3 separate regions of the Homo sapiens genome follow, and all the other regions are linked to region 3. Evidence: chromatin contacts called from ENCODE Hi-C data. All regions are on one chromosome and are shown on one strand. The core of a region is the stretch at or near the end of the contact, and the rest is flanking DNA. Distances in the headings are between cores, read along the strand shown. Region 1 holds the start of WDR41 (WD repeat domain 41). Region 2 holds the start of TBCA (tubulin folding cofactor A). Region 3 holds the start of HMGCR (3-hydroxy-3-methylglutaryl-CoA reductase).

The links. A loop is a pair of places that touch in the nucleus more often than their neighbours do. Pooled maps may share reads with other maps.
Region 1: a map of B cell shows a loop between it and region 3 (10-fold over the local background). The contact joins the promoter of WDR41 here to the promoter of HMGCR in region 3. A Hi-C loop is called at or near these places in 1 of 168 maps with a recorded cell type or tissue (B cell) and 12 of 50 pooled maps.
Region 2: a map of CD8-positive, alpha-beta T cell shows a loop between it and region 3 (12-fold over the local background). The contact joins the promoter of TBCA here to the promoter of HMGCR in region 3. A Hi-C loop is called at or near these places in 3 of 168 maps with a recorded cell type or tissue (CD8-positive, alpha-beta T cell and naive thymus-derived CD4-positive, alpha-beta T cell) and 11 of 50 pooled maps.

What each region holds. Positions count from the first base shown.
Region 1 is chr5:77,490,283-77,494,469 of GRCh38, forward strand. It overlaps WDR41 (WD repeat domain 41), which reads right to left and starts at 2,034. Exons shown (of 13, transcript NM_018268.4): 1 at 1,888-2,034. The coding sequence starts at 1,938. RefSeq lists an enhancer at 1,496-2,419 and silencers at 1,540-1,759, 2,200-2,339.
Region 2 is chr5:77,774,255-77,777,938 of GRCh38, forward strand. TBCA (tubulin folding cofactor A) reads right to left here and starts at 2,085. Exons shown (of 4, transcript NM_004607.3): 1 at 1,951-2,085. The coding sequence starts at 2,003. RefSeq lists an enhancer at 1-664 and silencers at 1,682-1,851, 1,972-2,231.
Region 3 is chr5:75,335,143-75,339,133 of GRCh38, forward strand. HMGCR (3-hydroxy-3-methylglutaryl-CoA reductase) reads left to right here and starts at 2,078. Exons shown (of 20, transcript NM_000859.3): 1 at 2,078-2,158. RefSeq lists enhancers at 1,989-2,549, 2,550-3,108 and a silencer at 2,190-2,309.

The DNA.
Region 1 (4,187 bases), core at 784-3,283, 2.2 Mb after region 3:
GAGAACTGTCCTGTGCATTACAGGACATTGAGCAGCATCCCTGGTCTATACACATTAGATGCCAATAGAACTGCCCCTCTGCAAGGCATGACAATCAAAAATGTCTCCAGACATTGCCAAATGTCTCCTGCGGGGCAAAAATCACCCCAGTTGAGAACCACTGCTTAAACGAGAAGCCTGGATACAAAGTTATTGCATAAATTAGGGACAATCATAGGTTCCGATAATGTACAAATTCACAGCAGTTATACAACTCAATTAGATTTATATGAAGAAATATATAAATTTAAAACATGCATAAATGTTTTCCAAAAAAAAAACCACCACCACAAAGCATTGATTTTGTATTTATTCTGTCTTCCTTCTAGAAGAGATTGTGGTGAGAAATTTGAAAACTATATAAACTGCTTCTCCTCCAATGAAAACTTGCCAGGAATGGGAGACCTGGTTAAGCAAATAACATGATTAACCAAAGAACCAGGTTAAAACAGAATTATCCAAAATGTCGTATATACCATATATGGCTATTCAATAATCCACAATCTCAAGGATTTAGGATTAATCTGAAATAAGAAATTTTTAAAAACAGACAATACCGTCAACTGCAAAGACATGCGGAAGTTAAAATTGAGAAGACTGCCTACTCTCAACAATCCAATTTCTTACTTTTAACAATCTAAACAAATACTTCTTATGAGAAATAAAATGCAATTCACAAATTCTGTTCTTGTCAGGCCTCTGAGCCCAAGCTAAGCCATCGCATCCCCGGTGACTTGCACATATACGCCCAGATGGCCTGAAATAACTGAAGAATCACAAAAGAAGTGAAAATGCCCTGCCCCGCCTTAACTGATGACATTCCACCACAAAAGTGAAAATGGCCGGTCCTCGCCTTAAGTGATGACATTACCTTGTAAAAGTCCTTTTCCTGGCTCATCCTGGCTCAAAAAGCTCCCCTGAGCACCTTGCCCCACTCCTGCCCGCCAGAGAACAACTCCCCTTTGACTGTAATTTTCCTTTACCTACCCAAATCCTATAAAACGGCCCCACCCCTATCTCCCTTCGCTGACTCTCTTTTCGGACTCAGCCCGCCTGCACCCAGGTGATTAAAAGCTTTTATTGCTCACACAAAGCCTGTTTGGTGGTCTCTTCACACGGACGCGCATGAAAGTTCTTGTGTGGCATACGAAATAAATTTGGGACCTCAAAATTTCCAAGACTGCAAAAATTATTTTATTCACATTTCAAATGTAAATTTCATTACACACGGTCTATTCAATTATTCGGGCCCATGAAGAAAGTGTGACTATGAAACCAAAAACAGCAGTTAATTAGAAAATCATGTTCTTGACCTTGAAGCAGATTACTTTTTAAAAATAATTATATCCTTTTTCGGTTGTTGGATAAGTAAATTAATTTTATATTCCCTGACCAAGTATCAGTAGACGCCAGGAAGAGACACCAATTCAAATAAACCAAAAGTGGAAAGCTGCGGTCACAACTCGTTCGTTTCTAGCTAAATCGTATACTTTTTAAGTGGAAATGAAGATAGTTTCGGTAGCCAGAAGCCCTAAGTTGTCACAGGTCCCAATAGGACTGCTGACCAGCTGAGCGTCCCTGAGCCAGGATCTCACGATTCAGCTAGCCGTGGGACGGGGCCGGGGGTCTGCAGCTCCAGGGTGCGCCTGGGGTCCCGCCGGGTCTGAGGAGCTCCGGCTCCCGCGCCCTCCGCCCCCACCGTCGTGAGAACAGCGCGTGGCACGAGCTCAGCAGCCAGCCCCGCCTCCGCCCGGGTCCCCGCGGTCGGAACCCAGGAAGGCCGAACCGGAACGAAGCCGCCCCTCCAGCAAGCTCGACGGACGCAGAGCAGACCCACCCGGGGTTTACCTCGGCCAGTCCCTGCGGTTCTCGGCCTCCCCCGATCAGCCATCGCAACATCCGGGCAGCGGCGGCGTCTTGCCCGGTCCAGCCCCAGTCAGCCCAAACTCCGCCCCAGGCTCGGCCTCCTCCTTCCTCCCCGGCTGCAGCGCAACTGAGACGCTAATACTTCCCGCCCCAGATCAGCCCACGGGCCGAAGGAATGCAGACCACAGTTGAGGGAGAATTTTTGTCCCCAAAGCGCTCCCGTACCCAGCCACGGAGGCTTAGTTTGGGCAGTCGCTTGGGGTGCGGCGGCCGACGGCGGGGGCGGCTGCGGCGATTGCGGGGCGCGCGCTGCTCCGAGTGAGCACGCGCGGGAGCGCCGCCGGGTAGCGCACGGAGCTTAGGTAGCTCGAGCGGCCCCTGGTGGACGCGCGCGGAGCAGCAACCCGACCCCGGCGAGCAAGCGCGCACGAAGAATAATGCCCCTCCCTGTGACATGGCTTTAGTATCCTCCACTTCCTAGGGTACCAGGAAATCTCCCCTGCTTTCCCAAGAGCTTGCTGAAGAAGGTGTACCGCAGTAGACTTCTGCATCCAGACAAATCCAGTGGCTCATGTGTACAGCCGAATAAATCCGGCCAACATTTACTGTGTGCTATAGTACAGCTACTGTGCTAAGGCTTTACATAAATCCTCATGGTAAACCTATATCCTCTATTTTACACATCAAGAAACTAAAGCTCTGAATGATTAGGTAATTTGTCTAAAGATAACAGCTAGGAAGTGGCTACATTGGTAGTGTTCTTGACCGTATGCTATATTAACATAGAATCTCCCTAAAGAATAGAAGGCAGTTCATATACCTTTTTTTGACTACTACATTTTCTTAGGTAGTCAAAGGGCTGTGGTTATCTATGCTGACTGCATATCAGAATTACCTGGGTAGCTTTTGAAAATGTAGATTCCTGGCTTCCACCTCAGACTCATTAAAATAATCTTTGTGGTTGGGACGTAGGAATCGGGGTTTTGGGAAGGCTCCTCAGGTGATTCTGATGAGTAGCAAGGTCTGAAAATCACTGGTCTAGGAACTACTTATACATATCATGTTTGCAAAAGTATAAATATATATATTTGCATATGTATTAGGTTCAAATAATCCTCCTAGCAGTAAATTGTTGTAGGGAATCTACAAATGTCCCAACTAATGCATTAATTCAGCAAACATGTATTGGACACAGATGCACTAGAGAAGCAGAAAGGAATCACATAAAATGCTGCTCTGGAGGGACAAGGCATAATGTCCCAGTCACCAATAAGAGAGAGCCATACATCCCACTTTAAGCTAAGTTGGTTGTGAGCAGCTACACAAACTTACAGTCCCTCTGGAACTCGGATCTCCTATAATTCATCTTTGTATTCCTTTTGAGTGCACTCGGCAAGAACACACTCCCAAGGATCAGGAGCATGTTGCCTTCTGTGTGCTAGCCCCAAATTGCAGTCTGCATACAGTTGAAGACAGACCAAAACAGAGACTATCCCCTGGGAAAGAGGGACTTATCTTTAAGTAAAACAAAACTCAGAGACATCAGGAGTTCAGTTCTGGAAGGAATATCTTCACGTGAGACAATGTGGTTGCCCAAATAGCCTACATTTTATTCTTCTGATTATCCACATTCTTTAGGGTTTGCCCCATGCTCTTTAGGGTTTGCCCAATGCCACATTACTCTGATGTAAGGGACATTCTGCTGATGCTTTAAAGCACTGGTCCAGGGTTGAACACTTCCTCCCTTGGTTCCTCTTAGGACAGCTAAGAAAGAATTTTTTACAAGATTAGTATATTATTGGGCACACAATGTATAAAGATGTAATTTGTGGCATCAATAGAAAGGGTGGGGGTGGAGCAATATAGGAGCAGAGTCTTTGTATGCTATTGAAGTTACGTTGGTATAAATTAAAATGAGATTGTTATAACGTTAGGATGTTAAATGTAATTCTCATGGTAAACACAAAAATACCTGTAAAATATACATAAATGGAAATGATCAGGGAATCAAAACATTTACTACAAAAAATAAGCTAAATACAAAAGATGGCAGTAATAGAGAAAATGAGGTACAAAAAAACTATAAGGCATATAGAAAACAAATAGAAAAATAGAAATTCCTCTTTATCAGTAATTACTTTAAATATAAATAGATTAAACTGTCCAAAGAAAAGGCAGATTGACAAAAAAAAACCAAACTCTAGAATCCAACTATATGCTGTCTATGAAAGACTGACTTTAGATCAAAGACACAAATAGATCAAAAGGGAAAGAATAGAAAA
Region 2 (3,684 bases), core at 835-3,334, 2.4 Mb after region 3:
TCTTTACATATTTTGAATTGGCCCTGCAAAGATGTCTCTTAAGGGGAAAATCTATATTCTGTAGAGAACCCTCTTCCCTGTCCAGGTCTTTTTCCTGATCCACTAGAAAATTAACTAGGAGTCTGGGACCTTTTTAAGTCTGATAAGAAACATTTACAATCTATTCTCTCTGAAGCCTGCTACCTGGAGGCTTCATCTGCCTAATAAGAACCTTGATCTCCACAACCCCTTTATTTTAACCCAGACACACTCCCTTGTATTGATTCCAGGTCTTAAGATAAACTCTTTCAACGAACTGCCAATTGGAAAACCTCCTATAACTTGGAACTGTCCCCAGCCCGCTTTGGGTTGTCCTGCCTTTCCAGATCAAACCAATGTACATCGTACATGTATTGATTGATGTCTTCTGTCTCCCTAAAATGTATAAAACCAAGCTGTAGCCTGACCACCTCGGGCACATGTCATCAGGACTTCCTGAGGCTGTCACAGGCATATCCTTAACCTTGGCAAAATAAACTTCTAAACTGATTGAGACCTGTCTCAGGTACTTTCTTGGTTTACAGGAATTTAAGCAAATTACAGGACTGCACTACCCATGAGTTTGTGAAAGGAAAAATAAATCTCAGGACCCCAAAATCACTAAGCCAAAAAGAAAAGTCAAGCTGGGAATTGCATCGAGCAAACCTGCCTCTCATTTTATTCCTGAATAAGATAGCTACAAAGATTAAAAAAAAAAAAAAAAAAGCTACATACCTCCCTGACAATTTGCCCCCAAGGAAATTCCTTGTGGGCCTCAAGACCTTCACTCTAAAACAGTTCTGTTGTATTTCACCCTGGCAATGTAAATTGATAGCTTATCTTCACAGGTATGGGACAAAGAACAGAACTCAAAGTCACCCCTCTACCCACCTGAGACAAATGCGTAACTGACTGCTTCCTCTGCCCTACTGTGTATGTAAAATCGCAGATTCATTTAGCCGACTAAGGCATAAGTGACTATTCTTCTATCCCTCTCTCACATGTAAATTGTGTATTAAGTGAAAAGCTGATCAAAGACTCAAAAGAATGCAACCATTTGTCTCTTATCTATGACCTGGATGCCCCCCAACCTTCTAGTTGTCCTGCCTTTCTGGAGGGAACCAAGGTACACCTTACCCATTGACTAATATCTGAGGTCTCCCTAAAACGTATTACACCAAGCTGTGCCCCAACCGCCTTGGGCACATGTCATCAGGACCTCCTGAGGCTGTGTCATGGGCACGTCCTTGGCAAAATAAACATTCCAAATTAAGACCTGTCTCAGATACTTCTGGTTCACAAGTTATTTAAACAGCATCTCACAGCCTCTGGGGCGAGCTTCGGGGAATCTGACTGGAGAAAGTGAGGCCACATAAGTTTGCTGAGTGTGCTAGAAGTTCAGGCCCAGTTCTCAAAGCCTGCCAGTCACGCCAGCCATGTTAGGTCACACGGCTCCACTACGGTCTTTTTTGACGAGGCCCAGATCCTCCGCATCCCCCTAAACTTCAGAGCCTGCTTTCAAGCCCATTTGAGAGCACAGCTGGGATCCCGCTTCCCCGGGCCAAGTTCAGCAAGGAGAGGCCGGCGCGCGCACACAGGAGGCACGGGATCAGGGCCCGGCCCGCCCTCGCAGGCCGCGGCCCACCACCTTCCCACCGCGGGCGCCGAGAAACCGGGCCACCGCCGACTCTTCCGGCAAATCAGAGCGGCCAGTGAGCGGAGAGGGACGGGAAGCGGCGTGCGAGGCTGGCGGGCTCGGGCGTCAGCGCGCCCCGCTGGGTCCCTGCCAGTCCCAGCCAACTGCGGAGCCCCGGGTGCGGCCTGGAGTTCGGAGCCCGCCTCGGGCCTCCTCGGGCCTGCGCTCCGCTCAGCCTCGCGGGCCGCCATGAGGTGACGAAGAGGAGGTGCAGGGCGCCGCTCCCGGCTCCTTACCGCTTCACCACGCCGGTCTTGATCTTGATCTGTCTCACGCGAGGATCGGCCATGGTCCCTCGAGCGCCGCGAGAAGGAGGGGCGGAGAGCCGGGGTAACCGTGGAGGGCGACGCGCAGAGGCTGCGGCTATTTAGGCGTGGTCGCCGGCGCGCATGCGCAGGCTGCGCGGCCCGTCGTCCCCGCCACGCCCCGCGGGGCGGGTTTACTAGAGGGCGGTACCCTGCTCCCGCCAGTCCCTTTACCCCTCGTGCGCCCCTTTACCCGTAGTGAAACGTGCCCTCCTCCTCTCTCTCGGACTGCCCCTCTTTTTACTTCAGGCGCAAGTTACACTATCCCGGTCTCCACAGCCTGGGCCTTTGGGGAAACTAACGTCTCTCTGGGACGTTGCTTTGCGGGATTATCTGCTTAATGGACGGAGTGACCTAAAAAATGTATTAAGGGTATTTTCGATGTCGTTATCTGGTGTCAGATGAGGCAGAGTGATGCATGTGTAGTGAAACAAACTGCCATCATGCACGCAGTCAAGAAAATCCTTGCCCTTTACCTCAAATCCCTGCAAGAAGGTTTGTAGATAACGTGCCTTTCAAAGGAAATGACTAACAGAACTTCTTCAGATGATCACTTATAGTGTATCCTAAATATTTAACTTACAAGAATGTGTGTCGCACACAAAACCTTGGGCTTCCTAATCAGACAAACCGGCTTACAATCGAGGTTCCACCCTTTAATAGCTAGACTATTAGCTAGACAACACTGATACGTATGCTGTTTAGCCTTGCAGCTGATCAGTCTGCAAAATGGAAATAATAATGTCCATTTTACAGATTAGGTATAAGGGTTAAAACACCTAGCTCATTGTCTGACGCATGGTAGATGCTGAACAACATTTGACTATTTTATATGTTCAAAAATATATTTGTTGCATAAAATGAGGCACATCTACAGTGAGCTCTAGCAGTCCCTTCCTAAGAGAATCTCCTGAGGAATACAGGGCAGAATCGCCCTTTTTAAAATTGCTTTTCTTTTTCTTTTTCTTTTTTTTTTTTTTGAGACAGATTCTCACTCTGTCGTGCAGTGGCTTGATCTCGGCTCACTGCAACCTCCGCCTCCTGGGTTCAAGTGATTCTCCTGCCTCAGCCCCTAGAGTAGCTGGAATTATAGGCGCGTTCCACTATGCCTGGCTAATTTTTTTTTTTTTTTTTTTTTGTATTTTTAGTAGAAACGGGGTTTCACCACGTTGGCCAGGCTGGCTAGAACTCCTGACCTCAGGTGAGGCCCACCTCACCCTCCAAAAGTGCTGGGATTACAGTCATGAGCCACCGAGCCCACCCCCTTTTTAAAATTTCTTGGTACCATCCTTCAAAGACACCCATATGACTGTCTTTTTCCTTCCCTAGCCTGACTTACTCATTCTCACTTTCATGACTGGTCCTGGAATCCCCTTCTATCCCGCCAGCCCAAGGCCGTTACTTTAAATCCAGGATCAAAACTGAGCAAAGTCTACTATGACTCACCCCACCTGTTCAATCTTCCCTGGATGCTTTGGAGTCACCCAGTAGTCATCATTATTTTTAGTATATTTCTTTTTCAAATTATTGTTTGGTCCTTCGTAAGGGTTTTGTTCAGCTTCGTAGTTATAAATCCTGGTTCATAAACATGTTTAGAGGCAAGATTCTTGTCTTCCATAAATCTTCCTTCCCCAACCTCCTCCACCTGTGTTTTGTGCACAATGG
Region 3 (3,991 bases), core at 828-3,327:
TTCTACCTTGTGTCCATACCAAATTTTGTGATTTATCACTAAGTACAAATTATTAGTTAAGTGCTATAAAGATTCTTTTGAAATACCTTTTGGGAAGGATATAGAATTTATTTTAAGAGCATAAAACTAGACAACTGGTGTTTCTTTATTGCTTGCTTTGGAACTCATATTCCTATTGGAGTTCCCAATTAGGCAGTTTGCGAATGAAAATTTCTAAATCTTGGGCTAAAGCCTGTTTTGGTAACAACTTTAGTCCTTATTTGAATTACATTAGTAGGCATGTGTACAACCTGTAACTTCTGAGATATTTGGTCCTTGAGACTTCTAGCGGCATTAAAAATATGACAGGTTCTAGGCTCTCGGTACTTACACACTTTTCTCTCTTTTTTTTTTTTTTTTTTGACAAGGCTGCTAAGAGAACACTGCAATCTTTGGGTAGTTCACCCGTTTTCTTTACTGTGCAAGGTTCATAAAGGCAGGCACTATGTCTGTCATGTTTGTCACTATATCTCCCATGCCAACCACAGTGTGTACTTCACATAATGAGCATTTCAAAGGCAACATTTGGTAAAGAGATATGAATGAAGGTCTTACACTGAAGCAGTGGGGAACAGTAGAACCAGCCTAAGCATTAGATCTGGGTTCAAATTCCAGTTTTGCTCATTATCTATGTGATCTACAGCAAGTTGCTTGACAAACTTTAATTTTTACTTTTTTGTAAAATGGGAATAATACCTATTATATAAGGATTATAAGAATCTATAATCATTTATTAAAACTAAGGAGTGTTTAGTGTTTTCTTCGTAATGTGTTTCAAAATATGGGCTTTAAAAATTGAGTGAAATACAATTCCTGTCCTTAATAAATTTCCACATACGATAGTAAGACAAATAAAAAAATACTACGGAAATTTTATGGGTTTTCAAGGTCGGGAGTGATGATGTGTTTGAGGGAATTAGGAAAGGAGGTGGCATATGAAAAAGTCCTTAAGGGATATTTAGGATCTCAGCAGTTAAAATGGGTAGGCATATCCAAGGTAAACAAAGAGAACATAAGCAGGGAGGTAAAAAGGTACTGAGTGTGACTGAAGAAGGGCCAGTTACTCCTGGCTGAACTGTAAGGTTCGCACAGGAAAGTAGAGATACGTCAGAAATGTGTGGTGGGGCCATATTAGTGGTGACAGGTTCTTTCTTTAATCCAGTAGACAATGAGAAACGCTGATTTGGGTCTATGGCATAATAGGAAGTAGTATGCCACATACTGCATGTGGGAGTTCTGCAGGACAGATTGGGAAGTGCATGCGTGTAAGACTGGGAAGACCAGTTAGGAGAGGCTATTGCACTGTTTTAAGTAAGACATAATAAAGCCCTGCACCAGGCGGAGAGCAGAAGGAACGCACAGAAGACGCAGGAGAGGCACATTTCAGAGAGAATCCAGTATGCAATGGATGTCGCACACAAGAGAGAGAGACGCAGGTGACCGGAGCCATTTACACTAATGGGTAAATCTCGGGAAAGCGCTGGTTTCGGCTACCGGCCAGTTACAGGTTTGAGGTGCCCGTCGCCGCCACCTTCCCTTTTTTTATATTCCTCTTTTTCTCATGGCCGCCTCCGCTTCCCTCCATCTCTCCCGCGCTAGTAACTGAGCTTTCAGTCATCGACCTGACCCTGCGTTTTCCCTCACGCTCCGATTCTGCTTCCTATCACTGCCTCCTACTGTACTATCACAGCCAGGACGAGCACGGGTCAGGCACTGAGGCTGTGGGACACTCCACCCGCCTGGTCCCCTATCGCCTCCGCCTAGGCAGCTGCCATGCGTGCGCCCCCACAGCTCTAGGACCAATAGGCAGGCCCTAGTGCTGGGACTCGAACGGCTATTGGTTGGCCGAGCCGTGGTGAGAGATGGTGCGGTGCCTGTTCTTGGCCCTGCAGAGAGCTGTGGGCGGTTGTTAAGGCGACCGTTCGTGACGTAGCGCCGTCAGGCCGAGCAGCCCCCAGGCGATTGGCTAGACAATCGAACGATCCTCTCTTATTGGTCGAAGGCTCGTCCAGCTCCGAGCGTGCGTAAGGTGAGGGCTCCTTCCGCTCCGCGACTGCGTTAACTGGAGCCAGGCTGAGCGTCGGCGCCGGGGTTCGGTGGCCTCTAGTGAGATCTGGAGGTGAGGCGGGCGGTGACCGAGAAGAGGGGCAGGGGCGGCGGGGAGCGGGGCGGAGATGGGTGGGAGCGGGGTTTGGGCTGTGTTGGTGGCAATTCTGGAGCTTCCCTCGGCCCTGGGAAGTGGCTACCGGCAGCTCCTGCGGACCTGGAGGGGGCTGCGGTTGCGCTTTGTCGGTGTGGCAGCTCGGACCCGCGGGGACTGCAAGGAATGTCCTTGAGGCCCGGCAGGCCGAGCGGCGGCCGGCATCAGTGCCGGAGTAACCCGGGGTCCCGGGGTGGGCTTGAGAGGCGGGCGGCGGTCTGGCCTCTTCGTGACTGCGGTCATCATCGGTGGACCCGCGGGGCGTAGCTGCGTTCATCGTCCCTGTTCAGTCAGAGTAGGCAGTGCTGGCTGCACGGTCACGAAAATCGGGGCGGAAAGGGTGTCAGGCAGGGTGACCTCGGAGGCCCCTGGATTCGAGAAATGCTAGGGGTCTATGGGGCTGTCGGGCCGGCAGCTCGCAGGGCAGACGGGAGAAGCGCCTGCATCCCGGGATCCGGGCATTCACGCCCAGGAACTGCTGTTCGTTAGCACCTTTCTTTTAGGTGACGGGAAAGATCTCTGTAAATACTGCTGACTAACTTAGAACCATGAAAGAACCGTGGATTGGTGTAGATGTGTCTGGTTATTTACAGGAGAACGGCTTGAGAGGATGCGGAGCCCAACGTGGGGATTCGCACAATGACTCAAAAGATTCTTCTCCCTCTTTTTTTTTTTTTTTTTTTGGTAAGGGGTGTAGTCTCCTTGGTGCTGATATTCTTTTAGGAAAAATGTACCTTGGAGATACAAATATAGAACAGTTAATTTCTGCAGTAGGAGGAGGTCGATGTACTCCATTCTTAAGTAGTCGTTTGAAATATTTCAGGATTTGAGGATATTCCTTCTTAGACATGGTCCTGCAGAGTCGTAGGAAGCATTTGTTTCTGGGCTATACTAAATGTGCATGATTTCGGCGTCCCACAAGGTAGAGAATGTACTTTTTGTTTACTTATGAATTTATTTTCCTCTCCATGCAGTGAAAGGCATTTTGCAATTTAGAGATAATCTAGCAAAGACCTGGACAGTACTTTGGGGATAGGCTGGATTTTGCAGGCCTGCTTTGTTGTAGTGTTCTTCCAGAACTTATGATAAACTTGGTGGCCAAAACAAATGGGAATTAGTAACATGAAGGTTAAACAAAATTGCACATAGGTTACAGCATTAACATGAAAATTGTCGGGTATGTGGGATAACCATTTCAAGATAAGAGTGTGAGTATGCGTGCATGCACACACTCTTTGTATTCCTTTATGGTCTAGTTTCTAGACTATAGATAGCCACATTATGGAATTACATGGTCTACTTAGGTTGACCCATGTGAAATTGCCAGTATTTAAAATTCAACTAACCTACAAAAATAGCAGTTTCATATGATTCCATTTAACACTTATCTTTGTCAGAGAACTTTGGAGCTCTAGCTTCATAAGTGAATGAAGAGAATAGATATGACTTAAAAAACAACATGTAATAGAATGTGAGCTAATTGGGTATAGAATCCAGATTTCCTGATTGCCAGTGCAAGATTCGTTTTTTTTTTTTTTTTTTTCCTTCTTTCTGGAATACCAGCTTGAGCAGCAGAATGCTAGATCTTGTTGGGATTGAAAATGACTGCCATATAAGACGCAGTTCTTGGCTTCAAAGAGACAAAATGTACACATTTATTAATTTGAGAACACTGTGAGATAGTATATAATCAAATACTGGAATGTGTAATGCAGGCGGAGTGCTGAGTAGGAGGAAGTAAGATGCCAAAAC